4 separate regions of the Mus musculus genome follow, and regions 1, 2 and 3 are each linked to region 4. Evidence: chromatin loops called from intact Hi-C (ENCODE). Cell type or tissue: gastrocnemius. All regions are shown on one strand.

Region 1 (8,000 bases), 68 kb after region 4:
TGTGTATGTGTGTGTAATAAAATATTATCATAAAATAATGAAATCCTATCACTTGTAAAAACATGTATGAATCTAAATGTCATTACATTAAGTGAAATAAGCCAGGCACAGAAAGAGAAGGCTTGGTTCCTATGTGGGATCAAAAAGGTACATTTTGTAGAAGTTGCGAGAAGAGTGGTTAGGTCTGTGGAGTGTCCTGAGCTATCGTTCTCGCCGGCAAGAACACACTCGGACAACCGGATTCTTCTGCAGCAAGCTTTATTGCTTCTTAAGGAGGGAAAACCCAGACCCCAGAAAATGGTGCTGCTTATATAGCCCTCAGCGTGGCGTTTCAGCACCTGATGTGGTGTGTCAGCTCCTGATTTGTTGCTCGCCCATCACCTCATTACTACGCCCTGAGATGGGCAGTGACTAGGTGTGAGTTCACTCTCGCACTTTCGCACAAGGCTTGTTTACTAGTTAGGCATAGCGAAAGCCAGCACCATCTTATAATGGCAATTGCTCGAGGCATGGCTCTCCACAGTGGAAAGTACGGGGGAGGGAGAGAGAAAACTGACCACTGAGTAATAACTACAGGAGTAAACATCAGAACACACAGCGAGGATACAGTAAAAACACACTCCTGAAAGAGGAACTTGAAAACTGATTCTGTAAAAGAGAAAGGAAGAAAGAGAGAAAGAAGGAAAGAAAGAAAGAAAGAAAGAAAGAAAGAAAGAAAGAAAGAAAGAAAGAAAGGGCAAGAGGGAGAAAGAGAAGGAAGGAAGGAAGGAAGGAAGGAAGGAAGGAAGGAAGGAAGGAAGGAAGGAAGGAAGGTGGGAAGGAAGGAAAGAAGTAGAAAAGTTGACTGTACACTTGCACTGGAGGTAACTTAAGGCGAGATGAAACTCTGGCTTCTTTTTTTCCCCCTCTGGCTTCTCATCTCAGTCTTTTTTTTTTTTCCCCTGTAGTTTGGCTGGGATCACAGAGGTAAGTTATCCTGAGATTCCTTGAATTCCAAAAGGAGCAAAACCTCTCAAGAATTGATCTCCTCCAAGATGAGAACAACTTTTCATTAAAGTGAGGATGTCCCTAGCATAGAAGTAATCATATTATAGAAGACTGGGTTCCTGGTTGATTACAATGATGAACAGATTTACTACTTAAAAGATGACCTTTAATGATCACTTTGAAAGCTGGGACAGAAACAATGATGATTCAGTGTTGGATGGAACCAAATTTTGACCATGACTGCCAAATTATGCACACCTCTTTGAATATAACCTCATGTCAGTACCCTGGATGTAGATTAAAGGTCACTGGACCACTTTATTTGTTCATCTTTCTAATGTGGCCACACTGAAAAACATCTCTGTTTTTCTACTTTTTGCTACTGCTTATCTGTTTAATTGACTTGTCAGGATGGGAGGCCAAGGAGACGAATCTGCTGGAGCCACTGGAGTCTAGGCTACATGCTAAAATCCTCGATGACACTGTGTGTTTGAGGAGATAAAAATGTTAATATTGATTTGAATATTAGTGTACATGTAGACATCACCTCATCCTCTAGAAATACGTAAAGTATTAATTTAAAGGAACAAGATAAAACATAAAAGCTTTTCCAAAAAATCTTGTATTTCCTTTAGGCAGAGATACATGATGGTGTTCACTGCTAATAATTCTTTTCATTCTATTTAGAAACCAGTAGTATCTATACTACCATTGTAATGTACTTAATTAGTTAAGCTCCTTCGTGTTCCTATTTATTTATGTTTAATTGCAACATATCCAGATTGCAATTTTTCACAGATTCTCACACGTGTATTGTAGGCTTAGATTTTCTTTTTAAAGCCTACTTTAATTAGAGTTCTTTAACACTTTCAACCTCCATTCTAGCCCACCCACTGAAGGTACAGAAGAAAGATAGTTAATAGGACAGAGAGGATTGTGGACCTGTTTAGAAGTAGTTCTCTGAGGTGATTTCAATCTTTGTTGTCAGGACAAACCAATAGCAAACACCAAACACAAATCAGTAGCAGTGTCTTGATCCAGCAGAAATCAAGAGGCTCCATGGAATCAATATGAGACAGTAGAAGCAGCAAGAAGCAGCCGGAATACCTCGAGAAGGTCATTGGTGAGTTTTGAAGGCCAGCAGCAATGCAAGAGCATCCTTTCACTCTGTGTGGTTCTACTTATACTCTCTAAACATTGCACACTCTATCAAGCAAAACATCACATACCATCTCACATGTCTGCTTCGGCAAAACATACTCTCATGTGTCTGTTTTAGCAAAACATCCTTTCACAAGGCAGCTTCCAGAAAAACATCATGTGACTCAACTGATTTAAAAAAAAAAACAGAAAATTCCACTTTAATGTATATTTGGGCATTCATTCTTAAGTACTTTGTTCTTTCCTGTTCAAATAACAATTTTTTTAAACATTCTGCAATCTGTAAGCAGATTCTCATACGTTCAAATGTTTAAATCTGTCCTTAGAACATAAGAAAACATCAACAAATAGCTCTGCTATAATTTTAGCACCAAAATACTTCAAACTATTTGTTGTGAAATTCCACAAAGAGCCCATCCATCCTAAATTACTCACTCTAAAAACATAAGCTAACAGAAAGGCCAGACAAACCATCTCTGAAACTCACCCAGTCCCAATATGCATTATCAAGTATCAGTTTCTACTCTAGACTCTTAAACCACACCAGAGAAATGTACTTGGGAGGCTTTCTGTTACATTTAGAAAATTCAGAATAGCTTTCCAGAGTTATAGTTGGAGTACATTTTGTTTTATTACTTTGGGGAATTAGTTGAGAAAAGGAAATAGGAATTTTCTGACCTTTTCCTACTATCAGCCAGCTCCCAAGAACATTGGGTTTTCTTGTCAAGTTTTCTGTTCTTTGTTTCACTGGTAGACACTGAAGGTGGACTAGAGTGTAGAAGGGTCAAAATAGACGAACTGCTCTTGTTACTTTGGTAACCAATGATTTTCTCCTTCCTCAAACTTTCCCCCTGTCATACAAAGCCACGACACACAGGACCAGTGATCATTACAAATTGTTTCTTCATAGCTTGGACCTTTAGAATATTAACTTTGTTCAATTTTAGATTCTGACCCTTAAAATAAACTGTATTAGCTTTTGTAGTCTTCAAATCAAAGTGTATGTCTCGGAGTTTTCATAAAGTTTCGTGCATTTTTCAAATCACTTCCCAGTAGTTTTGGATACCGTTGTGAGCATAAGTCTCCAGGTTTGTCTTGAGAAATTGGAAATTTTCACTCAGCCCACATTGCCACAGCCATTAATCAGTTTCAAAGAGAATCAGCCAGTCCTATTGGTAGAATATATGCTGTCCATGTTGTTACAGTGTCTTCTATTCCTTAATTCCTCCAAGTGCAAAGACATGTGGGTTGCCAGTGACAAGGGTAAAAAGTGAAAATTCACCGACTATAGATGTGTGAACAAAGAGAGTCAAAGATGTAGCAAACATGAGAGGAATGCAAAGCCAGTGAGGTCTTTAAAAGGCATATTGTAGACTAAGCTGACCAAAGAACAACACAGGGTTAGGAATGCAGATTTTACTTGCCAGCAATTATATTACTTGGAACTGGTCTTTTGTGAGAGAGATGGCTGCATTCTGGATGAAGGCTTCAGATTCCATCCGCCTCAATCACATAATGAATACTTCTCTCCTAACAGGTACCGGGACGGAATTTCCCAACTTCTTCAAGCCTGTCTCCAACTGTAACCTGTTCCTTAAGCTCGTGATCATGTTCCTGCTGTTTCATACCCACAGGCTGTCTTATCACAGAATCTCCCAGTGAAATGTAATTTCAGAAATTAATTGTATACTGAACCCCCTGGGAAACGATGAGGCACCTTTTAGGTCACTTGCTAAATGCCAGTCCCTGTTGTGGTACCCAGTTTGCATCACTGTTGGATAAAAATCCACCACATCTCCCTTCTCCCGACTTTCCAACAGAGCATCAGTTTTTGCTTGGACGATTTAACCTCTTCCAGAGGGCCATGTGTTTTCTTAATAAAATCATAGTAATCTCATTCTTCCTGCCAACAGTATGTGTAATGTATTTCTGATTAAGGAGTCATGGAAGGGAATCTACTGGGACCCTTGGGGAGGGGTTTTCAGAATTATAAACACAGAAAAAGAAGTGACTTTATACTGTGTTAGTTCAATTGTGATATAGGACAGTTTTCCTGCGGACAAACACCTACCCTGAAGAATGGATTGTTGAAAAGTAAAATGTCTGTCATTCTCCCATGATGCTGCTAAAAGAACTGAACTAAAAAGCACACAACACACACGCAAACACACACACACATACTCATACCCACATGCTTGCAAACATATGGCTAATGTAGATACAGAACCATCTAGGATTCACAAATGAAAGCATATGTCTTTCCAAATCTGGCTTACTTCACTTAATACGATGGTCTCCAGTTGCACTCATTTTCCAGCAAATGACATAATTTAATTCTTTATGGCTGAATAAAGCTCCATTGTGCATATATATCGCATTTTCTTCATTTACATTTTAGTAGGCATCTAGATTTTTGCATACTTTCAATAGGACTTCAATAAACATGGATATGTTTCCTTATAATTCTTTGGATATCTATCCAAAAAATAGCACATCTGTATCTCATGGCAGTTCTATTTCTAGTTTTTGGAATGATTTTCATAGTGGTTAGAGAAATTTATAGGCTCATCATGAGTGAACTCAAATTCTATTCCCCACCCCCCATATATTTGTCAGCATTTGTTGTTTCTTTTCTTATAAGAGCCATTCTGATTTGAATGAGTTGGAATTTGAATGTAGGTTTAGTCTGCATTTCTCTGCTGGCTAAGGATGTTAAAATTTTTCATGTGTTTATTCACTATCTGCATTTCATATCCTGAGAAGTGTCTGTTCATTTCATCATCCCATTTATTGCTTCAGTTGCTAGGCTTCTTGGTATTTAGTTGTGTGTGTTCTTTATATAGTAGATATCAATCCTTTTTCTGATACACAGCTATGAAAATTTTCCTCCCATCTGCATATTGTCTTTTGATCTAATTATTATGTCATTTGTTGCATAGAAACTCAGGAATGGAAGCAAGTAATAACTACAGCCAGCTTTGGCAGCTAGGAATTACAACAATGACCAGCATGGCACAGTAGTCCTAAGGGTACAATGGTGGCACTGTTGTCTTGGTGGTAGCCAGCTGCTGTCTGATTGGATGTAAGGTCAGCCCACTGAACAGAAGAGAGACCCAGCAAGCCAGGTGGCCTAGTGAAGTCTTGCGACTTAGAGAAGAACTACCCTCACTTTCCTCATCCAGCTTAATTCCTAACCACATTCTAAATATTTACCTTATGACCACAGGTAAGTGCAGCTCTCGCCCTTTGTCAAGGAAGCTTCTCTTTGCAGCAGTCAGCGACCATTACAGAAAACCACAAGTGGTCAGCATGCGGAGAACAAGTGGCCATGCTAACCGTAACACAAACATGTTATCCAACTGTGAGTACAGGCTTCCCAAGGAAAAGTGCCTTCTATTAATGGAAATTTTTAATACAGCATAAAATCTTTTCTCTTTACTTTAAGTAGGCAATAATAAATTTTCCTTTGCTGTAGATTTGTCCAAATAAAAAAAAAGAGATAAGAGCAAGAGATTGCTCTCAGAATTTACCTATAGCTCTGATATGCCCTCTAAAATTTAGGGAAAAAATCTTAGTTTAATTTTTTAAACTAAGTTAAACTTAAAATTTAATTTAATTAAATTTTAATTTTAGTATCTCCTTTAGACTCACAAATAGTTTTCAGAGCTATTTGTTTTTGTAAATTACTAATTTTATCATTTTTCTTTTTTAAGATTATTTTATTTTTCCATTACAGCAGGCTACACAATTGACTTAATAAAAAAAAAATTATTGCTGAAGGCTTTTTAGTTAATAAGCCACTTTGGAGATCGTCATGTTCCCTGTTGAGGGAAGAAATGCCAAGTTAACTTCAGCTGGATTTTCACTTTTGCTTTTCAGCTTGTATTGAAACATAACAAACATTAACAAACTAAACAAACAAACAAAAATACCCAAATACCTTTTCCCCAGACATTCTGCTTGGATAACATAGGGAGGGATGTCCTTGGGGGTGAGAAGGGGAGAGCAGAGGCAAACTTAAGGAACCAAAATGCCTTCAGGGGTCTCTAAGCAAACAAAACCAAACGGAATGCTAGAAAATAGAATATTTCCATAGCCAACAAACAAAATAGATACCTAAAACAAAAAGGAGCAAAAAGAAACAAAAGAACATGTACCAAAGAAAATCCGTAAACAGACAGCTCAGAATAAACCAGTGGACCCTTAGCTTGCCAAATCCTCCTGAGGAAATGATGTCAGGTGGCTAGCCAGCTCCTGTGGATCCATGCTTGCCTCTTGCTTCTCTCCAGGTTATTGCTCTGGTGAAAGGGGATCTTTCTCAGTGCTGCACTTTGGGCTCTTCATTGTTGACACAAAAGACGCAATTCTCATCTCAAAGGGGATAAGAGGTCATTTATTCTGAGTCACCATGGCGCAAGAACACAGACTTAGCTTTTGCCCATATTCATGTTCCAAAGTGGAAGAAGTTTCATGAAACTTTTATGATAACAGAACAAAGAAAATCATAAATCAAGACACTTTTCAAATATACTGGCAGGAACATTATGTAGACAGGTTAAAGCAAAGTGGCTCTGCTATAGGCCTCAGACTCTGTGTGATAACACCCTTAGCCCATTGATTGGTGGGGTCAAGTGTCTGCACTCCGAAAGATTTACCTTGGTGGTCACAAAGATGTCCATACACAGAGGAAGGAAATAAATGGCTCGTAAGAGGGCTAAAGATACCCCAAGATGGCTAGGTTCTGGACTTGGAACTGTCCACAGTCATGGAAGTCCTAATTAGTCAGCCAACCTTTCAGGAGTTCAAAGGAAAGTGCAGCTGCTTCCCAAGAACTTTCATCCACAGAAAAAACTGGGAATCAGTCACAACTAGGAGGCAGTTGCTTATTACATTTTCTCAAACTATAGTAACATAGAGTACGAATTATTAGTTGTCACATAGAGTCTGCATGGGAAAACCGTTTCTTTTGGACTTGTGGACGTCAACTGTTTCCTACAATCACATATCTTCCAGGTGATAGCAATGCTTTACTGCTAATCACCTCCTGACCTTTGCCTTTTGCTACATGCTTCAGTAATAATTTGTGGTGTCAGATATAAAAATGAGGCCATTCGATTAAAGTATGTTTAATACATGTAATGCTAAGGTTCATCAGAGATGAGTTGGCATGCATTTTGGTTTCTTTATCTACTAACATGAAAGTATCTTGTGCTCATTTCATCTTCTTGATAGGTTAGATTAGGTGTTATTTAAAAAGGATAGAAATTATAAAAATAGACTCTAAGGAAAATATACAAACAATAAAAATTAGCTCACTCTTTCTGGTTTTGCTTGTTTATAAAAAGGAAGCCTAATTGGATCTTAGAAACCATAGGGCAAGAATCCATGACCCCCCTCATTCTTATGTCTTTCATGCCTCCCAAGACAGCACTACAGGAATGACACTACCACCATTGATTTCTAGCTATAGATAGACCCTCTCCCCCACTGGCCAGATTATCTACAGATTTTGTGAGATGAAGCAACTTATGCCTTCTCCTTTCACTAGCTGGAAACTTATCAGGGTTGGGTCTCGTCCTGAGGGGACACTTCCCACTGTTCCAGTTCTCAGAAGAAGGCTCCTCCTTAATGGTAGTAATCCCTTTAACAGCCTCTCTTTCAGCATCCTTGCCTGTAACTTTAGGCTTCCTAAGGCTTGTTTTCTCTACAAACTATATACTTTGTGATTCTTTCTGCCCCATGTGGTTTTTTAGTTGTAGACATAAATAAAAGCTATCAAATAAAGACTGTAATATTAGAGTGTAAGCCAAACTAACCCTTTCCTACTTGAGTTAAAAGCATTAGGTTAAAAC
Region 2 (8,000 bases), 90 kb after region 4:
TTATCTTTTTTGATAACTTTTGGTTGAAAGTTGATTTTATTTGATATTAGAATGGCTACTCCAGTTTGTTTCTTGGGATCATTTGCTTGGAAAATTGTTTTCCAACCTTTTACTCTGACGTGGTATCTGTCTTTGTCACTGAGATGCATTTCCTGTATGCAGAAAAATGCTGTGTCCTGTTTACATATCCAGTCTGTTAATCTTTGTCTATTAGGGGAATTAAGTCCATTGATGTTAAGAGATATTAAGGAATAGTGATTGTTACATCCAGTTATTTTGCTGTTAGAGGTGGAATTATGTTTGTGTGGCTATCTTCTTTTGGGTTTGTTGCAAGATTACTTTCTTGCTTTTTCTAGAGTGTAGTTTCCCTCCTTGTGTTGGTGTTTTCCATCTGTTATCCTTTGTAGGGCTGGATTAGTGTTCTCTTAGGGTCTGTATGACATCTGCCCAGGATCTTCTAGGTTTCATAGTCTCTGGTGAGAAGTCTGGTGTAATTCTGCCTTCATGTGTTACTTGACCTTTTTCCCTTACTGCTTTTAATATCCTTCCTTTGTTTAGTGCATTTGGTGTTTTGATAATTATGTAACGGGAATAATTTCTTTTCTAGTCCAGTCTATTTGGAGTTCTGTAGGCTTCTTGTATGTTCATGGGCATCTCTTCCTTTAGGTTAGGGAAGTTTTCTTCTATAATTTTGTTGAAGATGTTTACTGGCCCTTTAAGTTGGGAATATTTGCTCTCTTCTATGCCTATTACCCTTAGATTTCATCTTCTCATTGTGTTGTGGGTTTCCTGGATGTTTTGGGCTAGGAGCTTTTTGCCTTTTGTATTTTCTTTGACTGTTGTGTCAATGTTTCCTATGGTATCTTCTGCCCCTGAGATTCTCTCTTCTATCTCTTGTATTCTGTTGGTGATGCTTGCATCTATGACTCCTGATCTCTTTCCTAGGTTTTCTAACTCCAGGGTTGTCTCCCTTTGTGATTTCTTTATTGTTTCTATTTCCATTTTTAGATCCTGGATGGTTTTGTTTATTTCCTTTGCCTGTTTGCTAGTGTTTTCCTGTAACTCTTTAAGGGATTTTTGTGTTTCCTCTTTAAGAGCTTCTACCTGTTTACCTGTATTCTCCTGTATTTCTTTAAGGGAGTTATATATGTCCTTCTTAAAGTCCTCTATCATCATCATGAGATGTGATTTTAAATCAGAGTCTTGCTTTTCTGGTGTGATTGTATATCCAGGACTTGCTATGGTGGAAGAACTGGGTTTTGATGATGCCAAGTAACCCTGGTTTCTGTTGTTTATGTTCTTGTGCTTGCTTCCCACCATCTGATTAACTCTAGTGCTACCTGCCCCTGCTGTATCTATCTAGAGCCTGTTCTTCTACTGATCCTGGTTGTGTCAGAACTCCTCAGAGTTCAGACATCTCGGTGACCTTGTGATCCTGTGATCCTGTGATCCTGGGTATGTCAGAGCTCCTGGGAGTCCAGCTGCCTCTGTGACCCTGAGTTCCTGGTGTGACTAAGATCCTATGACTCTGTGATCCTGGGCATGTTAGAGTACCTGGGAGTGGAGCTTCATCTGGGTATTGTGGGACTGGCTGTGGAGTTTGTGTCCAAGACCTGCTCAGGGCACTGGCCCAGACGAGGAGCCTAACTTCTGTCTTTGTCACTGTTCTACTGCTGTGACACTGTGACAAGACACCATAACCATAGCAACTTTTATAAACATAAGCATTTAATTGGGGCTTGCTTTCAGTCCATTCTCATAATGGCAGGGAGCAGGGTAGCATGCCTGCAGACAATGGGAGGTGAGAGTTCTACATCTGGATATAAAGGCAGCAGGAAAAGCGAGACCAGGCCTTGCTCGAATTTTTGAAAACCCAAAGCACAACCCCAGTGACACACTTCCTCCAACAAGGCCACACCTCCTAATCCCTCTCAAGTAGTGCCACTGTCTAATGACCAAGCATTCAAGTATATGAGGCTATGGGGAGCCATCACTATTCAAATCACCACAAAGTCTTTCACTTGCTTAATTAGAGCTACCTCAAGATATGTTTGAGGCTATTGTGAAAGGTGTTATTTCCCTGATTTCCCCCTTCATCTGTCATCTCTATAGAGAAAACATATTTATTAGTTCAGTGACCTGTTACTTTGTTGAAAGTCTTCACCAGTTGTATAAGTTTCCTAGTGCAGTTTTTAGGATCCTTGCTGTATATGCTCATATCATCTGCACATAAAGATACTTTGACTTCCTCATTTCCTATTTCTATCCCTTTGATGCCTTTCAGTTGTCTTATTGCTCTAGCTAAGACTTCAAGTATCATACTGAATAGGTATGAAGACAGCACTGTCTTGTTCCTGACTTTAGTGAAATTGATTTCAGTGGACTCTCCACTTAGATTGAAGTAGGCTGTGAGCTTGCTAGACATCAGCTTTGTTATGCTCAGATCTGTGTCTCATTTCCCTAATCTCACTGGGTCTTTTATGATGAAGAAGTGTTAGATTTTGTCAAAAGCCTTTTTTGCACATAATAAGATAATCATATGGGTTTTTTCTTTTAGTCTGTTTATGTGGTAGATCATATTTTCAGTTTATGCATATTGAATAATATCCCCATATCTCTGGGATAAAGCCTACTTGGTCGCTCTGGATGATCTTTTCGATGTGTTCTTGTATATTGTTTGCAAATATTTTATTGAAAATCCTTGCTTATATGCTCATAAGGGAAATTGCTCTTTAATTCTCCTTCTTTGTTGGGTCTTTGTGTGGTGGTTTGGGTATCAGGGAAACTATAGTTCTGTAAAAAGAACTGGGCAATGTTTTTATTTTGTGGAATAATTTGAGGAGTGTCTAATGTAAATTCTCTTTTGAAAATCTGATAGAATTCTGTGCTGAATCCTTGGCCATCCCTTGGTGGCCCTACGACACAGTGGGTTACTGAACAAGCCTGTCCAAGCTGCAAGTGGAAGAACTGGGATCCAGCAGGCAGGTGACACGCATGCCCAGGCCACCACATTGTGGTACGGAAACCCGGTAGGCATAAGAACAGGTATGGCCAGACCTCTACATAGCAGTGTTGGAACTGGCAGATGCAGGACCAGGCACATCCATGCTGCCACCATGCAGCCTTGAGACACAACATGCATGCAAACATGTGAGCCCAGACTTCCATGTGCCAGCACTGGGACATGGCAGGTGTGGAAACAGGCGTGCCCAGGCAACAACTAACTCATGCCACTGGGACTAGGCAGACAAGTTAATAGGTGTTTCTAGGCCACCATGTGGATGGACTGGGATACAGTAAGAACGGTGTGTGCCCATGCCTCCACATGGTAGTGTTGGCACAGGATAGGCATGAGGACAAGTTAGCCCATCAACCACATGACAGAACTTGGAAATGGCACGTTTGTGAGCAAGTGAGCCAGACCACTGTGCAACCACTCTGTAATACCAACTGCATTTGAACAAGAGCCTGCGCTGCCACATAGGAGTGCTGGGACATGGAAAATGGGTGAGCAGAGGAGTTCATATGGATGGTTCTGTGCCACAACATGCATGTAAATAGGCATGCCTTCACCACCAAGTGGTAGTGCTAAAACACCACAGGTGTGAAAACAGTCATGCGTGTACAGCCATAGAGGCACCGGGACCCTGCAGGCATGCATACACGTGTTTCTATGCTGCCGTGTGGTGCTGCTGGGATATCATGTGGGTGCGCATGACAGGGGTGCACCACACGTGTCTCAGGCAACCCCATAGTGGTCCTATGACTTGGCCGGCTTAAGATCAGGAACGCTGAGGGCCCAGCACTGGAACAAAGCAGGGGTGTGAACAGGGATGCCCAGTCCAGTACTTTGTGGCACTGGGACACAGCTCTTGGGTGAGAAGGCAAGCCTGTGTCACCATGGGACAGCCCTGGATGACAGCACATTTGTGATCCAGAGTGGTGGTTTGAATAGGTGTGGCCCCATAGACTCTTATATTTGAAAGCTTGGCCCATGCTGAGTGGTACTATTAGGAGGTGTGGTCTTGTTTGAATGGGTGTGGCCTTGGAGTAGGTGTGGCCATGTTGATGGAAGAGTGTCACTGTGGGGGCAGGGCAGGCTTTGAGGTTTCCTAGACTCAAGCTCCACCCAGTGTGAAACAGTCTCTTCTGCTGCCTGAGAATCAAGGTGTAGAACTCCTGGCTCCTTCTGCACCATGCCTGCCTGGACACAGCCATGCTCCTGCCATGATGATAATAGACTGAACCTCTGAACCTGTAAGCCAGCCCCAATTAAATTTTATACTTTATAAGAGTTGCCTTGACCCGGGCGGTGGTGGCGCACGCCTTTAATCCCAGCACTTGGGAGGCAGAGGCAGGCAGATCTCTGTGGTCTACAGAGTGAGTTCCAGGACAGCCAGGGCTAAAAGAGAAACCCTGTCTCGAAAAAACAAACAAACAAAAAGAGTTGCCTTGGTTGTTGTGTCTGTTCACAACAATGAAACTCAAACTATGACAACAAATGAGCACAGGCTATATAACATGTTGGTCCGGCTAAGAACACATGTATGAACAAGCATGCACAGGCAAAAATGTAGTGGTACTGGGACATGGCATGTTTGCTACAGTCACTTGGCAGCCCCAGGGCATAGCAAATGAACAGGGCTGCCCAGGCTGTGACCTGGCACCACTGAAACGTGGCAAACATGCAGCAGGTACACCTGGGCTGCCACATGGCAGCTCGGTGTCCTGGCAGGCATTTGACAGGTTTGCCCAGGCCACTGCATGGTAGCAATGAAACACAACAGGCATGCAAACAGGCATAGTTAGGCCATCACAGGGCAGAGAAGGGACAGGGCAGGAATACACACAGATTGGGGAGCACTAGAACACAGCTGGAGTATAACAGGTGAGCATATCCCCCATGTGGCAACGCTAAAACATGGCCGCTCGTGAACACAAGATCCTGTGCCACCGCAGGGCAGCACTGAGATCTGGCTCCCGTGAGAACAGGTGAGTCCAGAACACGGCACGACACTACTGGGATGTGGTACACATTTGAACTCCAGTGGCTATTCTGCCACGGGGTGGTGCTGGGACTTGGCAGATGTGTACATAAGGAATTCTTCAACATGGTGGCACGGGGAAACAGCATGCATCCCAACAGGCATTATACTAAGACATGGCATGTGTGACAACAGGCATGCCTAGACCACCCCTTAGTGACCCTAGGACACAGCAGGCAGGCAAGTAGGCTACCCAGGTCACCATGTTGTAGCAATGGGACACAGCAGTCATGCAACATGCTTGCCCAGGGCATCACACTGGTGGCCTAGTAACACAGCAGACATGCAAACACAGCAGGCTATGAAGTGGCAGTGCTGGGACATAGCGGGCTTGCAGCCAGGCATTCCCACACCACCAAGTTGTGGCACAAAGATATAGTAGGTCTTAGTACAGATATACCAAAGCCCCCACATGTTGGCCCTGGGACTCAGCATGCATACAAACGAATGGCAGCATAAGAACACAGAGCGCATGTGAACAGGTGTGCCCAGACAGCCTAGTGGAACACAACACTAGAACACAGCAGGCATTCAAACCTGCATGCCCGGGTTTTGAGACATAGCCAAGTATGTAAACGAACATGTACAGACCACCAGGTGGCAGCACTGAGACACACCAGACATGTGAACAGGTAAACACAGGCCACCAGGTGGCAGCACTGGAACACAACAAACAAGTGACCAGGAATGCCCAGGCCATCACTTGGAGATTCTGGGTCCGTGGAAAGAGTGTCAATAGATGAGCTTGCTACCACGTAGAGGTGCTAGGAGGCAACTTGCAGGTGAACCTGATCCCCTACTTTGCAGTCCTGGAACAGAACATGGTTGTCAAATGCACTGCAACACAGCAGAACTGGTAGGTGAGATTCACGAATGTTTGGGCTTGCCCAGACTTTCACAGGACTGAGACTTGACAGGCTTGTGGACAAAGGTGCCTGTGCCAACACATGGTGTTGCTGGAACACTGCAGACTCCGGAACAAGTATACTCATGACGACCCCTGGTGGCACTGGGAAATGGTATGTGTCCCAACAGGTGACCCTAGGTTGACAATTGGAAGTTTGGGGACACAGCGTAATTAAGAACCGGAGTGACAGGCGGGTGAAATGGCTCAGTGGGTAAGAGCACCCGACTGCTCTTCCGAAGGTCCGGAGTTCAAATCCCAGCAACCACATGGTGGCTCACAACCATCCATAATGAGATCTGACTCCCTCTCTTCTGCAGTGTCTGAAGACAGCTACAGTGTACTTACATATAAATAAATAAATCTTAAAAAAAAAAAAAAAAAAGAACCGGATTGACGACCCCATTACTTGGTGACTCCTGGACAAGGCAGGTGTGTGAAAGTCTATTCTTGCGGTGTCCTGTGGCTGTCCCAGGGCATGGCATGTGTGCAGACAGGCCAGTCTAAACCACTCTTGTGTCCGTGCTAGAACCTGGCCGGTGTGTGAACAGCATGTACAACCCACTAAATGGCAGCACCGGGACACGGAGCATGTGCAAGCAGATGTGGTTAGGCCATCAGGTGGTGGCATGCAGGGAACATGGCAAACATGCAAACAGGCATGCACACAGTACTCCTGGAACATGGAAGGTGTAAAATCAGGTATACCCAGGTCACCAACTTGCAGCACAGGGACATGGCAGACATGAGAACAAGGGAACCCAAGCCATCACAATGCTAGAACACAGTTGTTGTGCAAACAGGAGAAGCTGTGTACTGAGAACTGAAGCGTCAAACTCTGATCCCGTCTGGTTATCACAAAGAATAACTTCACCTCTAAGCTAAGATGTATGGAACTGTCTGGAAAGTCTAAAATTCTTTTTATTTTCCTTAGAGGAATTTAAAGAAATTATTTTGTTTGAAGTGTTTGTAGATTATGCTGTCTTAGACATTACACTGCAGGGCTAATTACTGTCCTCAGAGATGGGATTAATATGCCTTTGTGACTGACCTGGCTCAAGTCCTTGAAGATGTTATCATCTAGATTGGGAAATTCCAGTGTACTGACGTATTCAAAAATAGACACAGATTTGGAAGGCCATACCCAAGACTCTCAAGAAACAGGAAACACATTAGCCTACATTGAAGGAAATTAAGTTATAAAGTTCAGAAATAATTTTAGGGTATGATACCTCTTGTTTTAAAGTCAGATAATTTGGCTTTTAATTTTAGTATTTATTGTGACAGGTGTGTACCATGGCACATCTGTGGAAGCCCAAAGACAACTTGTGGGAGCCGGTTCTCTCCTTCCACCTGCTGGCACCAGAGAGTGAACTTAAGTTCATGGCTTGGCAGCAAGCACCTTTAATTCCCTGAGCCATGTCACCTGCCCACAGCTAGGCATTTGCAACTACAAATACCGAGCCAGCAAAAGATGACTCAGCAGCTAAAGATGCCTGCTACCATGCCTGATAGCCTAACTCCAACTCCTAACTCCAACAGTTGTCCTTGGAATTGCATGTTGTGACATGCATATGCCACACAACACACACAATAAATTAATAAACACCCTAATTAATTAATAGAAATTTAAACTGTGGATCTTACTATTAAATGTGTGGAAACAGGATTCATGTTTGGCTGACGACCATCCTTTCCTACCGTGAGGAGAGGGGAGTAGCCCATAGGGCGCCCAGACATATTTACATGCAAAATACTCATACACACAAATTAGTTAATTTTAAAAAGTAACATGGACAGTGATAGGGAACACACCTGATGTCAACCTCTGGACCCAACATCAGCATATATGTGTTCACATAGACTCATATGTGTATGCATGTGTATTCCTGACAGCCACTCAGCAGCTCACAACTCACAGCTAGCTATAACTCCAGTTCCAGGGGATCTGACACCCTCTTCTGGCCTTGACAGACACATACATGGTGAAGAAACAGACATGTAGGCAGAACATCTGTATACACAAATTAATATATATATGGTAGATATAT
Region 3 (8,000 bases), 170 kb before region 4:
CTCTGTTGGGAGCCATTTTGCTTGCTTCTGTGAAAGTCTGCCTTTTAGGCAGGGTCAAGGCAGGTCAGGTCTGTTGGCAGATTTCCTGGCCTGCTGAGGCATGGACTGATAAAAGGAGATACACTTGAGGCTCAGGTACTGTGGTGTATAAAAAGACTAGGCAAAATAAACTTGGGGCTGCTTCAGTATTTACTGTCAGCCCCCCCCCCCCCATCTATCCCTTGTCTCTTCTTTCTGCCTTTCCTATCTTTAGCCCTTATTCCCCTCTCAGGTCCTGTTAGACTTGTGCCGGCAGACTCCAGCACAATCTTCTCTAGAAGACTGAGTCCTACTTAGGTTTCTATTGCTGTGTTAAAGGCCATGGACAGGGAAGAGTTTATTTGGCTTATGATTCCTGAGTCACACAGTCCATTGAGGGAAACCAAGACAGGAAGCTAGAGACAGGAAGTGAAGGAGAAGCTGCTTAGTGGCTTGCTCCTCTTGGCTTGTTCAGACTGCTTTGTTGGTATCATCAGGACCACATGCTCAGGGGTGGTGCTACAGTAAGCTGACCCCCGCACCCCAACATACATATGTCATCATTCAAGAAAATGCTTGCTTCCATTGACATGCACAGGGCTTATACGTATTGTCATAATCACGACAAGCTCATATGTACAGCTGCCTAGTTGTATTCTGTTCCCTTGTATTCATTCATTGGCCTCTGGTTCTCATAGTTTCCCACACTCTCTTCAGCAATGATCCGTGCACCTTGGGAAGAGAGGGTAGAGGTAGAGCATAGACAATTCATTTGGCGCAAAGCATCCAGTGCGCCCTTGTTCTCTGCACCTTGGCCAGCTTGCTCGTCGCTATTACTGCATACTTTTCAGATGGGGGTTGAGAGATGCGTTAATCTGTGTCTCCTTGCCATGTGGGCGGTAGAGCTGTTTGGTTTTGAGACAAGGTTGGAGAAGTGAAATGGCAGAGAGCAGGTGACATTGGAACAATAAAAGTAAGGGAATGAGCTATTCTCAGTCTGTTCTGTGTGACATCGGTTAGAGGGTTATGGTGTAAGAGCTCAGGGTTTGGAGTCATGGGCTCATGGCAATTTTAGAATTATGCTTGAGTTATGCTGGGTGAGGTTCTCTATAAAATATGAATAGCTCAATTAGTTCAGCTTTGCAAGATGGGAGTTGTAGAGGTATGTAGTAGGAAGAGTTGTAAGAAGCAAACAAGGCTCTTCATTTCATTTCATTTCATTTCATTTCATTTCATTTCTTTCTTTTTTTTTTTAAGTATTTTATCTTTTGTCATGGATCAGAACAAATCCCAGCAAGGTAAAGAAGGTGCACACCAAGCCCCATCTCTACCTGAGGAGTTGTTGGCTCCTAGAAGAGGGTAAATTGTTTTTTTTTTTTTTTAAAGAACATTACCACTGGTAGATAAACTGTATACTAGTGGAAAGCCACACACCCAAGACATCGATAGCACAAATTGGACTCTGTGTTTTCTTTCTTGTTTTCGTTTTATTTTTTCTAGACAGGCTTGTTCTGTATAGCGCTTGCCATTCTGGAACTTCCTTTGTAGAGCAGGCTGGCCTTGAACTCAGAGAGTGAGCTGTCTGCCTCTGCCTCTCGAGTACTGGGATTAAAGGTATGTGATACCAATGTTTGGCTTATTTTTGTTTTTAAGAGGATACAGAGTTAGATAGCTGTAGAAGAGGGGTTGGGTCTGGGAGAAGATGGGTAGGGTTGAATATGGCCAAAAGTAATTGTACAAAATTTTCAAAGAACTAATAAAGGAAAAAGATTCTCAGGCCATAGTTGGGAAAAAAAAAATAAACAAAACCCAAAGAAGTAAAAAAAAAAAAAAAAAAATCCAGGCACAATAGGACTGATGCATGTATGAATTTACATATTATGGCAGCATACACAAGACTTCCATAAGTCGAGTGTTCCCAGCACTGAAAGGAGGACTGGCCATGGGGTCCCACCCATGAGTGAGAGGGAAATGTATACTCACCCTCAAAGGGAAAATCGGTTTTCTCTAATGGAGTGTTACTGGTTACATTAGTCACACGCCAAGGCAGGCTTCATGCCTAGGAGTAGTTGGCCAACATAAAACAAACTTCGTGTGTGTGTGTGTGTGTGGTGTGTCTGTGTGTGTGCATGTGTGTCTGTGTCTTTATGTGAGGTACGTGGTGTGGTGTGTGTGGGGTGTGTGTGTGTGTTTACTTTTTGTTTTGTTTCACATTTAAAAAGTATTTTTACTGATCTTTTGCTTGTTCGGATTTTTGGTTTTGTGGTTTTAGGGGAATGGAACGGTTCAGTAGGTTTTGGTTTTTTTCTTTCTTGTTGTTTGAAAGAAAAGTTAGGTAGATAAGTGAGGAGAATCTGGGAAGAGCTGAGAGAGGACAAAAACATGATCAGACTATGTTGTATGAAAAACGTAACTGGAATAAAAGAGGGGAAAAGCTCTGTTCTGGAGCACACGAGGACACACACTTACCTGGTCGGAGTGTGAGAGGGGCTGTGCTCACTCATTCTTCCTGCTCAGAGAACTGGTTAAAGAGATGTGTCACATTTATTTCCTTCGACATCTTTTTAAAAAAATACTATTGTTACGTTATCTAGAAGTGAAGCAAACGGGTGACATCAATCGTGTGCTCCTTTATCTGCATGAGGGCTGCTCTAAGGTCAGGAAGAGGGCTGTTCTTTAGCTCTCAAGGACTTGGAAAGTGGGTGTGTGTGTGGGTGTGTGTGTGTGTGTGTGTGTCTGTGTGTGTGTGTCTGTGTGTGTGTGTGTGTCTGTGTGTGTGTGTGTGTGTGTGTGTGTGTGTGTGTGTGTATGTGGTCTCTGTGTTTGTGTGTGTGGTCTGTGGGTGTGTGTGGGTGTGTCTGTGGGTGTGGGTGTGTATGTGTGTGTGTCTGTGTGTCTGTGTGTCTGTGTGTCTGTGTGTCTGTGTGGTCTCTGTGTGTGTGTCTGTGTGTGTGTGGTCTCTGTCTGTGTGTCTGTGTGTGTGTGTGGTCTGTGTGTGGGTGTGTGTGGGTGTGTGTGTGTCTGTGTGTGTATGTGGGTGTGGGTGGGTGTGTATCTGTGTGGGATGTGTGTGTGTGTGTGGTGTGTGTGTGTGTGTGTAAATTGTTTGGACACAAAACTTGAGGATGTGGCCTTGAAACTGGGCTGACCCTTGGGGAGAACTCGGGCCTTTCCGTTCCGATTTCTACTAATCATCCACCTTCCCACAGTCCTAACTACTGAATACCAAATTAAAACTTAAGTTCTGTCTTTAATTCTTAGTAATCTGGATTACAGACTGGGGGAGGGAGGGGCTTCTATAACCGTGCATGCTAATGGACTCCTCAGTGGGGACAGGTGAGCTGAGACCCCCTCTGCAACAGTTCCTTATCATCACTGCTGACTGCTCCACGTCTCCTGATCTTTCTCGTTCACTCTTCCATCCCATTCAATTCTCCAATAAACTCAATTGCACCAGTATTCTGAATGTTGGCCTCTGGGCTCAAGCAAAGCAGAGGTACACAACCCTGTGTGTTAGCAAACGTGGTGTCACTACCCACTTTCAAAAGATGGCAATGCTACTTCAGGTGTTCTCATTCAGAACTGAGATAACCCTACATAAAGTGTTAATGCTGTTTCTGTTTAGTGAATGAGAACAGTTTTAGGGAATTGCTCCTGCAGTAAGGAAAACGAGCCTTCGTGTTAGTTTTGCTCATACAGAAGCTGGAGCCACATAATCATTCAATACCATTTTAAACTTTAGGACATGGTATAGCTAGCTATCTCTGCAGCAGCCACTGAGACACAAATGGAAAGCGACCGTGTCCTTGTCCAGTAGAGGGCACTCCTGTACTGTAACCAAAGCAAATCTCAACGGAAGGTAAAGCCCCATCTCCTGAGGGAAGCATCTGTCCTGCCTCCCCTCCCAGTCCTCACAAAGCCCCTCTAGCTCCCGCTCTGTATCAGGCAAGTACCTTACCTACACATTTGGGTTTGAAGTGCCCATGAATGCCTTGCTGGCGTTGTCTAGTTATTCTTTTGAAAATACTTTTTTTATACTTATGAACAGTCCGCTCTTAGGGATAGGACTGGTGAAGTTTGCAGGGCCTGTATAAATACACAGGGAGCTGACAGCATCGCTCAGTGGGTAGATGCGTGCTGAACAAACATGTGGTCCTGAGTTATGATCCCTAACATCCACATAAAACCTGGACATGGTGGTGCACCTCTGGAACCCCAATACTGAGAAGGCAGTAGATATAGGAGCAGGGGTCCCCATAGTTTTCCCACCTGCCAATCACTGATTGGCGAGCTCCAGGTTCAGCTGGAGAACCTGTCCCCTCAAATACGGTGAAGTTTGAAAAGATACCCAATATCAACTTGGGGCCTCCATATATACCCAGGCACACATGTGTACACGGACTCCCACATTCCATCATAAACATGTACTCACAAAGACACACACACACAAACACAACCAAAAGAAGGAAGACAAAATACAATGACTCTGTGTAATTGAGAATCTTAAAAAAGTAACAACGAGGCCTTTAAACAAACATAGGGTCTTTTTGAGCAAAGCATGATGTTAGTCCATGAACCAGCCATATTTAACAAGATAGGTGATATTTCCCCCCTCCCACTCCATGTTCTCTATCATCCCAGCAATCTCTCCCCCATGGCATACTCCCAAATGGCTGCTGAAGAAAGGGAGACTTACTGTTTCTCAGACACCATATTATATGTACTATATTGCATAAAGTGTATATTACATTATGAAAGGAGCTTAGAAATCCAGTCTAATTACTCAATTTAAAGATGCCTGAACTACATTCCAGAGAGATGAAGTGAAGCTCACCCTAGTTATGCTTAAGTCTGGACCAGATCGAAGAGGTCTCATCTGCCAGGGTGAGGCTCACTCACACAGGCCCATGGAAAAGGGATGCAAGGTTGGTTCAATATTCGAAAATTCATTAACATAATCTACTATATAAACAAACTCAAAGAAAAAAATCACATGATCATCTCCTTAGATGCAGAAAAAGCATTTGTGTTTAAGCATTTGCCTTTCTTACTCTCCTCTCTAGCCCTCCTTCTCTCTCTCCCTTCCCCCTCTCTCCCTCTTTCTACCTTCTCTCTTTCTCTCTGCCTTTCTGCAATAAAGCTCTAAAACTATTTTTTAAAAAAAGAAAAGAAAAGAAAAGAAAAAGCATTTGACAAAATACAACACCCCTTCATGTTAAAAGTATGGAGAGATCAGGAATTCCAGACCCAATCCTAAACATAATAAAAGCAATTTACTGAAAACCAACAAACAGCCAATATCAAATTAAATGAAAACATACTTGAAGCAATCCCACTGAAATCAGGGACAAGACAAGGATGCCCACTCTCCTAATATCTATTCAGTATAGTATTCGAATTGTTAGCTAGAACCGTAAGACAACAAAAAGAGATCAAGGGGATACAAATTGGCAAAGAAGAAATAAAGGTATCACTATTTGCAGATGATACAATAGTATACAAAATCGACCCCAAAAATTCTACCAGAGAACTTCTCCAACTGATAAACAACTTCAGCAAAGTGGCCAGATATAAAATTAACTCAAACAAATCAGTGGCCTTTCTCAACTCATAGAATAAACAGGCTGAGTAAGTAATTAGGGAAACAACTCCCTTCATAATAGCCACAAAGAGTATAAAATACCCTGGGGTAACTCTAACCAAACAAGTGAAAGATCTGAATGACAATAACTTCAAGTCTCTCAAGAAAGAAATCGAAGATCTCAGAAAATGGAGAGATCTCCGATGCTCATGGATTGACAGAATTAACATAGTAAAAATGGCCATCCTACCAAAAGCAATCTATAGATTCAATGCAATCCCCATTAAAATCCCAACTCAATTCTCCAAAGACATGGAAAGAACAATTCTCAAATTCATCTGGAAAAAAAAAAAAACGGAATAGCGAAAACAATTCTTAACAATAACAGAATGGCTTGCTGAAACACCATCCCTGACCTCAAGCTTGACTACAGAGCAATAGTGATAAAAACCGCATAGTATTGGTACAGAGACAGACACAGTGATCAATGAAGTAGAATTGAAGGCCTAGAAATTAAACCAGACACTTACAGACACTTGATCTTTGACAAAGAAGCCAAACATATACAACGGAAAAAAAGAAAAAAGAAAAGAAAAAGAAAGCATCTTCAATAAATGGTGCTGGTCTAACTGCCTGTATATAGAGAAATGAAAATAGACCCATATTTGCCACTTTGCACAAAGCTCAAATCCAAGTGGACCAAGGACCTCAACATAAAACCAGATACACTGAATCTAATAGAAGAGAAAGTGGGAAAGAGCCTTGAACTCATTGGCACAGGGGGAAATTTCCTAAACAGAACTTCAATGGCTCATGCTCTAAGATCCAGAATTGATAAATGGGACCTCATGGAACTGGAAAGCTTCTGTAAGGCAAAGGACATAGTCAATAGGACAAATCAGCAACCTACAGATTGGGAAAAAAACTTCACTAACCCCACATCCAATAGAATGTTAATATCCAAAATATATAAAGAACTCAAGAAGCTAACCACCCCCCAAAAAACAAACAAACAAACAATCCAATCAAAGAATGGGGTGTAGAACTAAACTAAGAATTCACAACAGAGGAATCTCAAATGGCCGAGAAGCACCTAAAGAAATGTTCAAAGTCCTTAGTGATCAGAAAAAATGCAAATCGAAACAACCCTGAGACTCCACCCTACACCAATCAGAATGGCTAAGATCAAAACCTCAGGGAACAACTCATGTTGGTGAGGATGTGAAGAAAGAGGAACACTCCTCCATTGCTGGTGGGATGGCAAACTGGTACAACCACTCTGGAAATCAATCTTGAGGCTTCTCAGAAAATTGGAACTGGATCTAACTGAGGACCCAGCTATACCACTCTTGGGAGTATACCCAAAAGATGCCCCACCATGACACAGGGGCACATGTTCCACTATGTTCATAGCAGCCTTATTCATGATAGCCAGCTTATTGTGAAGCTGGAAACAACCCAGATGTCCCACGAGAGAAGAATTGATACAGAAAATGTGGTTCATTTATACAATGGTGCTATTCAACTATTAAGAATAAGGACATCCTGAGTTTTGCAGGCAAATGGGTGGAACTAGAAAATACCATTCTGAGTGAGGTACTCAGACCCAAAAGGACATGCATGGTATGTACTCACTAATACGTGGATATTAGCCAAAAAGAAAAACAAAAAGTACAGAATACCCAAGATACAGTCCACAGAACTCAAAAATGTCAACAAGCTGAAGGGCCCAAGTGAGGATGTTTAGTCCTACTTGGGAGGAAGAAGAAAGCAACCACAAGGAGAAGAGAGAGAGGGATCTGGGATGGAAAGGGGACAAGGGATGAGATGCCAGGTAGGTGGGGATGGGGGGGAGGGAGGGGAACAAGATCTGGTGTTGGGATGGGGAAAAGGACTGAAGCCCTGAGGACCAGCAGAAAGAATGGAAACAGGCAACCTTGGGAGGTAGAAGATTGGAGGGACCCTCCAGAATGTTCCAGAGACCTGGGAGGTGAGAGACTCTCAGGACTCAAAGGGTGGGATCCTAGATGAAATCCCCCTACAGTAGGGAGAGCAAAGTTGTAGAGCCCACCTCCAGCAGAAAAGTGAAGGGTGGGGTTGCTATCCCACAGTCAAAACTCTGACCCATAATTGTTCCTGTCTGAAAGAAGTGCAGGTATGGAAATGGAGAGGAGCCTGAGGAAAAGAAGGTCCAGTGACAGGCTCAAAGTAGGATCCAGATCAAGGGGAGGCCCCAAGCCCTGACACTATTACTGAGGCTATGAAGCACTCACAAAAAGGAACCTATCATGACTGCTCTCCGAAAGACCCAACAAGCAGCTGAAAGAGTCAAATGCAGATATTTGCACCCAACCAATGGACAGAAGCTGCTGACCCCTGTGGTTGAATTAGAGAAAGGAGC
Region 4 (8,000 bases):
ACAAGTTAGCAAATAATATTATAGAGCTAAATATCAGAAGAGTAAGTCACGTGGAGAGGCTCTCTTCCCATGTGTGGTTCCTGTGTGTGCAGCCCCCAGGAGCTGACCCCTGGAGAGCCTGATGTGAAAGTTACTTCCAAGTGCAGTCATTGCTAGAGCAGCAGTCAGCCTTGACCCACATCTGTGCCTCTAAGCTAATGAATGTTACAGGAAGCCCTGCAAAGCCTGCGCACAGCCTTCAGAAATGAAGCATTGTCAGCTCTCTGTGACCAATCAACTCACTGACTTATTCCATTGCCCCACTTCTTATTAAGGATTTTTTCCATCCCTACATTCAGCTCTGAAAACAACAACAGAAGCCAACGTAACTTGAAACCCACAATTAAAGGTTTAATAATTTTATGTTTGGGATAGAAACAAATAAATACTATCGAGTTCTGTTTAGTCTTTCCTGTTACAAAAGAAATCATTCTGGAGCATTAGTAAAATGCCCAAGACAGCTTGAGCAAAGCTATAATTTGTGTCTCCAAATACAATGGAAGGGGTACATCTGAGTAAAGCAAACACATTGTCTGCCATTGATGTGGAGGGAGTGTGAAACTTTATACAGTTTTTTTAGTCTAAGTATCTTAAAAAGAAACAATGTAAGTGACTAGAGATCATCTATGATGATGGAATTATTTTAAAGGCAACTGTGGCTGAGCATGTACACGGTTCTCTGATGGGACCTAACTTGCCTACAGTGCTGGGGGGCTGTAGATACAATCTCTATAATTCCATGAAAAATAAATCGTGATACCTGAAGTATGCCAAACACCAGTGTTTCCAAATCTTAAAATACTGTGAACGTGATATAATAGAAACAGTAGTAGTTTCTATATAATTTTACAAGTTTATTGAGTTTTCATTATAACATGAAAATCGTTTTATTTCAAGAGAGCCATTTATGATTAATCCTGCATGAAATCTACACATTTCCTTACAAATCTTGATCACATAGTTCAGGCTCTAAGAAGGATCTAGAGCTCTGAAAACATCACAGAGAGGAGGGAACTGGGAAATGCTGTTGTTTGAAGAGCTTCTGTGGACCCTTCTAGGCAGGAAGAATTGAAGCCTAGCAGAATGCTTCCGGGAGGCTAGAAGGCAGCACAAACACAGGGACCACAAGAGAACACAAGAAAACTGGCCATTAGTGTATGAGACTTACTGCTCTCGATAGAGGAACTCACAGTTACAGACTGGGCCAGTGCTCCGAAGATTACATTATTCTTAATACAGGCCTTGCCTTTAAAAATATGCTTACTAAATTATTTGTTTGAACATTGTGAACATTTCTACTCCTATGTAATTATAGAAGCAGTAACCTTTTAGAATGGATAGCGATATTTATTTTAAGAATGGATAGCAATATTTATTTTACATCCTCCATCTAAATTTAACATATGTGCCTTACAAGTAAAAATGATACATCTTTTAGAAATGAAGAGGGAACCAGGCATAGTGGCCCATGCCCACAACACCAGCTTTTAAGTATTTAGAAATGAAGAGGGAGCCAGGCATAGTGGCCCATGCCCACAACACCAGCTTGTAAGTATTTGGAAAACTGAGGTTCATTAAACCTGGGCTACATAGTGAGTTCAAAATCACAGGACAACTTAATGAGACCTTATCTCAAAATAACAAATTTTTGAGTGCTGGGTATGATATAGCTCAATTGGCAGAGCCAGTGCCTTGCATACAGAAGGCCATAATTAATTCCCAGTACTGCACCAAAAGGAATAAACACAAAAAGCCAAGAAGAGAATGACAAAGAATCCCATATACAGGACCCAGAGACGTAACTAATTCAGCACAGCTTTGTGGTATGAAATATGTCACACTCCTGTGACAAAGACCTGTACAACTTCTGTTCCTGGACTTTGATCCAACCTGCCATAAAGCCTTTTAAGTCTCTTGTTTCCATTATATGCCAAATATTCTCAGGCTTTGGCCTGGCACAAAACAAAGCAATAAAACCCAACCACCTCACGCCTCCAAAACGAAATGACTTAAAACATCACCCACAATCATCAACCTGACCGGTAACTAATGAAAGGTAATGCTATTCAAATATGCTGTCAAGAATAACAACAGCTAATAAGTGGCTTCGGCACCAAGAAGGTCTTCGCTGTAAATGTCTGCATGTTAAAACCTCCAATTAATGCAGTCCTGGAGGAGTCTAAACTGCTTAGATTGGTGAGGGTGGAGATGTCCACTTGCAATTCACTAGGAAAACGATGTTAATTTTCATGCCAACAGATGATGTTATAACTTGTTCAACTTTCACACTCAAATTCATACAAATGGGCTGTGACGACTGAAAAGCTTCCGTTCATCCCTTTGTTCAATTCCACGCAGAAGGCCCTCAGCCTACATATTCCTAGATTGTTGTTCTTTATGTCAATAACTTTCTGAACTTTCTCCTTTTAAAAATATGAAGGCCTGAATTATTTTAAAGCATTTTACACTTTCATCTTCCAAATTGCACTCTTAACACACACACATACACATACACACACACACACACACGGACATGCACACAGCACACACATAATGTCCTAACTTGAAAAAGTCTTTTGGGGCCTCAGAATATCTAATTTTACAGTTAGCATTGTAATTGAGGCTTTAATTGTATTTTTATTTGTAATTTTAATTTCTACTTGAGAGGGGGAAAAATTAATAGTAAATGTATCAAAGGACTCTTTTTTACTTTCAACTACAATGTTGCTACTCTTTCAAGGTTTTTGGAAGGTTTAACAGTGCCCTAGCCTAGGACCACTCAAAAACCTCCAGTAAGCTATCCATAGTTTGTCTTTAAAGCGGAGAGGGTAAAACAAAGAACGGGTCATTTTTGCTGTATTTTTAGCTTTCAACTGTTAACAACAGCCCATCTAAAGAACATCTCCAAAGCATACTTTAAAACTCAGCCCTGCTCTCTGGCCCCTCCCCATTTTCTGTGCTCTAATTCAAAGGGAGCAGAGGATGGGAGTGTACAGTGAAAGGACACGGGAGACAGAAGGTCTCAAGAGTAACTAGTGACCCCTGGAAACTGGTGGTTCCCAGCAAGATAATTCTAGGTCGAGATGGTCTGTCTTGGTGCTTCGGCTCAAACTTCCTGTAATGTTTTAAAAAGAAACCGCTCTACTTTCTGTGTTATCATCCGATCCCTCTATGCTCAGAATTTGATGGGGAAAGGCTTAATAATGGGGGTGGGAGGTGAAAGGAGGGCTGGGTACTTAGAGTATATCTGGGCTGGAGAGAGCGCTCAGCCATGAAAGGCTAGACTCACAAGCAAAACGCCAAAACTGTCCAGAAGAGGCTCCGTGAGAAAAGAGAGAAAACTGACCCCCATGTAGTATCTCCGTGAAAAAGCAAGGTGAGACAAAGTCATACTGCCCGTCTATCGGGCGGCTTCATCTCCCGCAGGTGTGAGGGGTGCCCCCGCCAGCCGCTAACCCCCGCAGCCCTTCCCCAGACAAAGTGGCCAGCGGGATGTTGAAGGAAGTACCTCGTTTTGTCTCCAAAGGGCAACATAGCAAAGGTGGGGCGCTCGTTTGCGAACTCCTCGGATGGTGGACTCGGGAGACTCTGGGGGCCGACGGAGTTCCGTGAGTGCCCGACCGGCTCCCCTACTGCCCCCGCCGCCTCTTCGCTGCGGGTCGCCGGCTGCGGACCCCGCGTTGCGTCGCCCCCTGGCGGGCAGCGCCCGGCCGAGTGGCGGCCGCGCTCGGGCGAGTCCCCACCGGCTCGTCCACCATCCCCGCCCGGCGAGAGTCGCCCTCCCGGCTCGGGCGGCCAGCACCAGCTGCTCGACGGCCGTTGCCCCAAGGCGCCGGTGGCGGGGCTCCAGCCCCTTCTCCAAAGCAGAGCTGGTTAGTTCAGCCCAGATCGGCGCGCCGGAGGCAAGCGCGCGCGCGGGCTTCACGGCGACTCCTCGAGCTTCGGGGGACCCGCCCGCCACGCACTCCGCTCCACCCTCTCGTCCCTCCGCTCCACTCTCAAGTCTGCGCGAGCCCCGACTGCCCGTGCAGCAGTCGGATCCTAAAGGACAGGCTCCCTTCTCCACGCCCTCCGCAGCGGCCTCCCGGCGTTTGGCTCGAGACCAGGAAGAACTGGCCTCTGGGGTGCTCCGGGTCCCCGGGTCCCCGAGTCCGCCCGGGCCGCCTCCCTCCCGCCCTTTGTGTGCGCGCCGCAAAGCTCCGCGAAAATCCTCCTTGCGGCGACGCAGCCAGAAGAGGGATGACCAGAGGACTATTGGGGGACCAAAGGCGACAGTCCTCACTGGGGGCGACCCGGGCAAGCTGCGGCACCCAGGCTTCCCGGTGGCCTGGTCCAGACCCCCCCGGCTTCCCCGCCCCTCCAGGGTCAGAGCAAGCCGGGCAGGGGAGGAGCACGACCACAGGGACGCGCCCGCAGTGGTGCTTCCGGAGCCGCTGGGAAGGGGCTCTGGCTTGTTTTGGTTTTTGCTAAGCGGGTTTGGGAGGGAAACCGGGAGAGTAGAGGGGAGGGGAGAAGGCCCGGGAGAGTAATCTTGCTCCAGGGCCGGGTGTACGCTTTTGTTTTTAACTTCGTGGGCAAGTCCTTTCTAATCCGACGCCTCGCTTCTCAACTGTGCTCCCTTTAAGTAGAGGACTCCAGTCCGTACTGGGACCGAGAAGCTACTTCCGAAGCAAAGGGCCTGGGAACGGGGATTGTTTAATGTTGGATCGAGGGGAAAATTCAATGGTGGGGGAGAGAGATCAGCCTCAGGTCACGCTTCATGTCCCTGGCTGTGTCCTTTGTGGCTCCTCTTCTTACCTGGTGGCCTTTCTAATAAAGTAAGAGAAGGTAAAGTCCCGGTGATCATCCAGCCACGCTTCCACCCAGTCCGGGTCCCGCTGCTGCTGCGACCGCACGGAGTTGGGGCCCGCTCGTTCCATGGTGCTTGCCGCGCGTCTCTGCGGCTCGGAGGTGCCGGATTTCCACCTCTCTCTCTCAGAGGAGCAGGACAGTGTTCGAGACCCTCCCCTTTTGCCTTTATTCGTCCCTGCAGTGTCTCAGCGAAGCCACAGAGACGCGGGCCGGCCCCGGAGCTCGCTCAGCCCCGCCCCTCCAGGTCCCCGAGGTTCCCAGGTGGCGGGCGTCCTCCTTGGGGTCCCGCGGAAACCGGCTTTCTGCATCTGCCTCGGCGCTGACTGGCGAGCCCTCCGGAAGCCAAGTGGCCAAGGCTAGAAGGACTCCAGACCGCCGCTGGGGTGCGCTGTGGGCCGAGTCAGCTTCCCTCTATGCGCAAAGGTGACAGTGGGTGGATTTGCAATTCCCAACCAACCAACTCTAGGACAGAAAGATCACAGTGAGGACTCATCTACAGTCCAGAAGGCAAGAGGCAGGAGCTTCACTAGAAAGTGTGGGAAAAAGTTAACGTGATTGTTTTTCTTCGTTCTTAGTAGTACAGGGACAGCCCCACCTCACTTTTCTCCTTAAGCAACTCTTGGTGGAGAGGACCCAGAACCTATCTCCCTCACAGCAGCCCTCCCAGTGACTCCGGAAAGCACTCCAACCCTACAAGCTAGGGAGAGACATGAGGAAGAAACCGCTATGACAAACCTGCAGGTACGGGACACAGTGGCTTCCATCAAAACCACATCCGAGCTTAAGGCTAACATCAGTTGTAATCATTGATTCATACACCAAAGACCCTCCTTATGGAAGCGCAAGATTCGGTTAGACATAGGACATAAAAATGACAACCACCTGTCCTTGGCCTGTGAATTTTGAAGCTAAGACTACCTCTACACGATTCTGCTGACTTACGAACCCTAACACTAGCTACCCATGTACAACTGGGAACACCCAGTTAGCCTGATTTAAAATGAACTCATTTGTATTTAACTGGCATCGATACCTCAGAAATAGTATTGCCTTACATTGCTTATTGCTGTGATAAAATTCCATGACCAAAGCAACACATGATAAATTATATTAGATTTTAAAATGACAGTTCTCTCCTGATATGTTACTATGACATTAAATATGCTTAGCGAATAGGGAGTTTCCCCTTGTTGGTGAACCCCACCCCCACCCCATATCTACACATTCCTCCTACCAGGAAGTCACCTGATTTAAAACTGAACTCTGGGATAATAGCTAGAAATTGGGCCTTAACTGTTTGTGCCCGCTCCCTCCAAAGTTCATATTGACACTTCATTCTGGCTGAGTGGTTAAGAGTTCTTCCTTCGGGGGCTGGTGAGATGGCTCAGTGGGTAAGAGCACCCGACTGCTCTTCCGAAGGTCAGGAGTTCAAATCCCAGCAACCACATGGTGGCTCACAACCATCCATAACAAGATCTGACTCCCTCTTCTGGAGTGTCTGAGGACAGCTACAGTGTACTTACATATAATAAATAAATAAATATAAAAAAAAAAAAAAAAGAGTTCTTCCTTCACCCGACCCCCCCCCCAAGCTCCCAGGGACTAAACCACCAACCAAGGAGTACATATGAAGGGACCCATGGCTCCAGCCTCATATGTAGCAGAGGATGGCCTTGTCGGACATCAACGGAAGAAGAGGAGGCCCTTGGTCCTGTAGGCTAGGGCGAGTAGGCAGAAGTGGGTGGGTTGGGGAACAGCCTCATAGATGCAGGAGGAGGGGGAATGGGATAGGGGGCTTCGGGGGCAGGGGGTGACAATATTTGAAATGCAAATAAAGAAAATATCCAATAAAAAGAGTCCTTCCTTCTATTCCATAAGTTGGGGTTCAGTTCCAAAGCTGTCTTTGCTGGTTAAGTCATTTCTTCCCTCTCTTCTCTGCTATCTCCACTTCTACCTCCAGACCTGTGGCCAACAGCCAGCTTTGCCTGATAAATCTCTCCTCCTCTGTCCCACCAGTCTCGCCATATCCACACCCACAGGGCTAGTGCAGGACAAGGTTCCAATACCACCTTTGCTCGTTCTAGTCCAATCAAAGAATTCATGCGCCAGCTAAGTCACCCAGCCACTGCACCGGCCCAGTCTAAGACAGGACAAATTCTTACCTCAAACACAACCAAAGAAAGAAGGTCACACTCACAAGTCACATTACAAGCACAATATAAACAGCCAAGATGCTATGTGTCCCTTCGAACACAGTAGTCCTATAGAAATGTTTTCTACTAAGAATTACTTCGATGAACCTCAGAACACAACATTTAAAAGAACAATCATAAACTTTATCAAAGAATTCAAGAAAATTAAAGAAGACACAGGCGCCACATTGAACTTTGAGATAACAATAAATGCCTGAGTGACATTCAAGAAAATAGCAATATATACCTGAAAGAAATTACAAAGACAATTTAGGGTTTGAAATCAGGATTAAATAAGGAGATAGCAATATTGAAGAGAATTCCTGCTAAAGTGTAAACACAATGGAAAAAACTCAATAACCTGACTAAAGAACTCAAGAGACAGCCTTACAAACAGAATAGATTGAAGATTAGACAAAGCAATCAAAGATGGTGGAAAAAATTTCAAGTACAGAAAATGAATATGCAGAAAGTGTATAACACTAACACCATGGTAAGAGTAATTCCTTGAATTTTCATGTATAGATTAGAAAGATCATAGAAGAAAACTTTCCCATATAGAAACATCCATACAGATACAAGAAGCACACAGAACATTACATTGAAAAGACTACAAAAAAAACCCCACATCACATTATAAATAAAATGCTAAATATGCAGCACAAAAAAGATTATTGAAAACTACAAGAGAGGAAAGAAAAAAACACAAGTCACATGTAAAGAGAAAGTCACCAGAAAAGCAGCTTAATTCTCAATGGGAACTTTAAAATCCAGAAGAGTGTGGATCAATGAAATCCTAATTCTAAGAATCCTTGACTGCCAACATAGACTACTATACCCAGCAAAACTATTTGCAAGTATGGAAGAAGGAAAAAAAAAAACTGTCTTTGATACAAACAGCTTTTTAAAAATTCATGT

What was found. Hi-C counts contacts between places; a loop is a spot of excess contacts. Peaks named below come from ENCODE experiments on the same cell type or tissue, not always from the same donor. Only the 100,000 strongest peaks of a DNase experiment are listed, where the experiment ranks them.
Region 1: a loop joins it to region 4, with 2.5 times the contacts of the local background. A loop is called at or near these places in 2 of 42 quality-filtered maps.
Region 2: it touches region 4 in a loop (2.8-fold over the local background); 13 of 42 quality-filtered maps call a loop at or near these places.
Region 3: a loop joins it to region 4, with 3 times the contacts of the local background. A loop is called at or near these places in 11 of 42 quality-filtered maps.

The regions. Positions count from the first base shown.
Region 1 is chr3:122,658,188-122,666,187 of GRCm38, reverse strand. It overlaps Gm40140 (a long non-coding RNA gene), which reads left to right. Exons shown (of 5, transcript XR_867613.1): 3 at 948-966; 4 at 1,976-2,110; 5 at 3,686-3,968. Among named protein-coding and RNA genes, the nearest start is that of Gm40140, 22 kb to the left of the region's middle. In gastrocnemius, no CTCF peak of the experiment used is centred here; no DNase peak of the experiment used is centred here; H3K27ac peaks cover 549 bases.
Region 2 is chr3:122,636,512-122,644,511 of GRCm38, reverse strand. No RefSeq gene overlaps it. Among named protein-coding and RNA genes, the nearest start is that of Gm43568, 11 kb to the right of the region's middle. In gastrocnemius, a CTCF peak has its summit at 5,673 (motif pointing right); DNase peaks (open chromatin) are centred at 4,696, 5,671 and 5,993; H3K27ac peaks cover 973 bases.
Region 3 is chr3:122,900,114-122,908,113 of GRCm38, reverse strand. All of the region lies in intron 3 of 4933405D12Rik (RIKEN cDNA 4933405D12 gene), which reads left to right. Among named protein-coding and RNA genes, the nearest start is that of Fabp2, 9.0 kb to the right of the region's middle. In gastrocnemius, a CTCF peak has its summit at 3,829 (motif pointing right); a DNase peak (open chromatin) is centred at 3,875.
Region 4 is chr3:122,726,204-122,734,203 of GRCm38, reverse strand. Pde5a (phosphodiesterase 5A, cGMP-specific) reads right to left here and starts at 5,046. Exons shown (of 21, transcript NM_153422.2): 1 at 4,837-5,046. The coding sequence starts at 4,958. In gastrocnemius, CTCF peaks have their summits at 3,738 (motif pointing left) and 5,266; DNase peaks (open chromatin) are centred at 3,952 and 5,234; H3K4me3 peaks cover 2,981 bases; H3K27ac peaks cover 2,477 bases.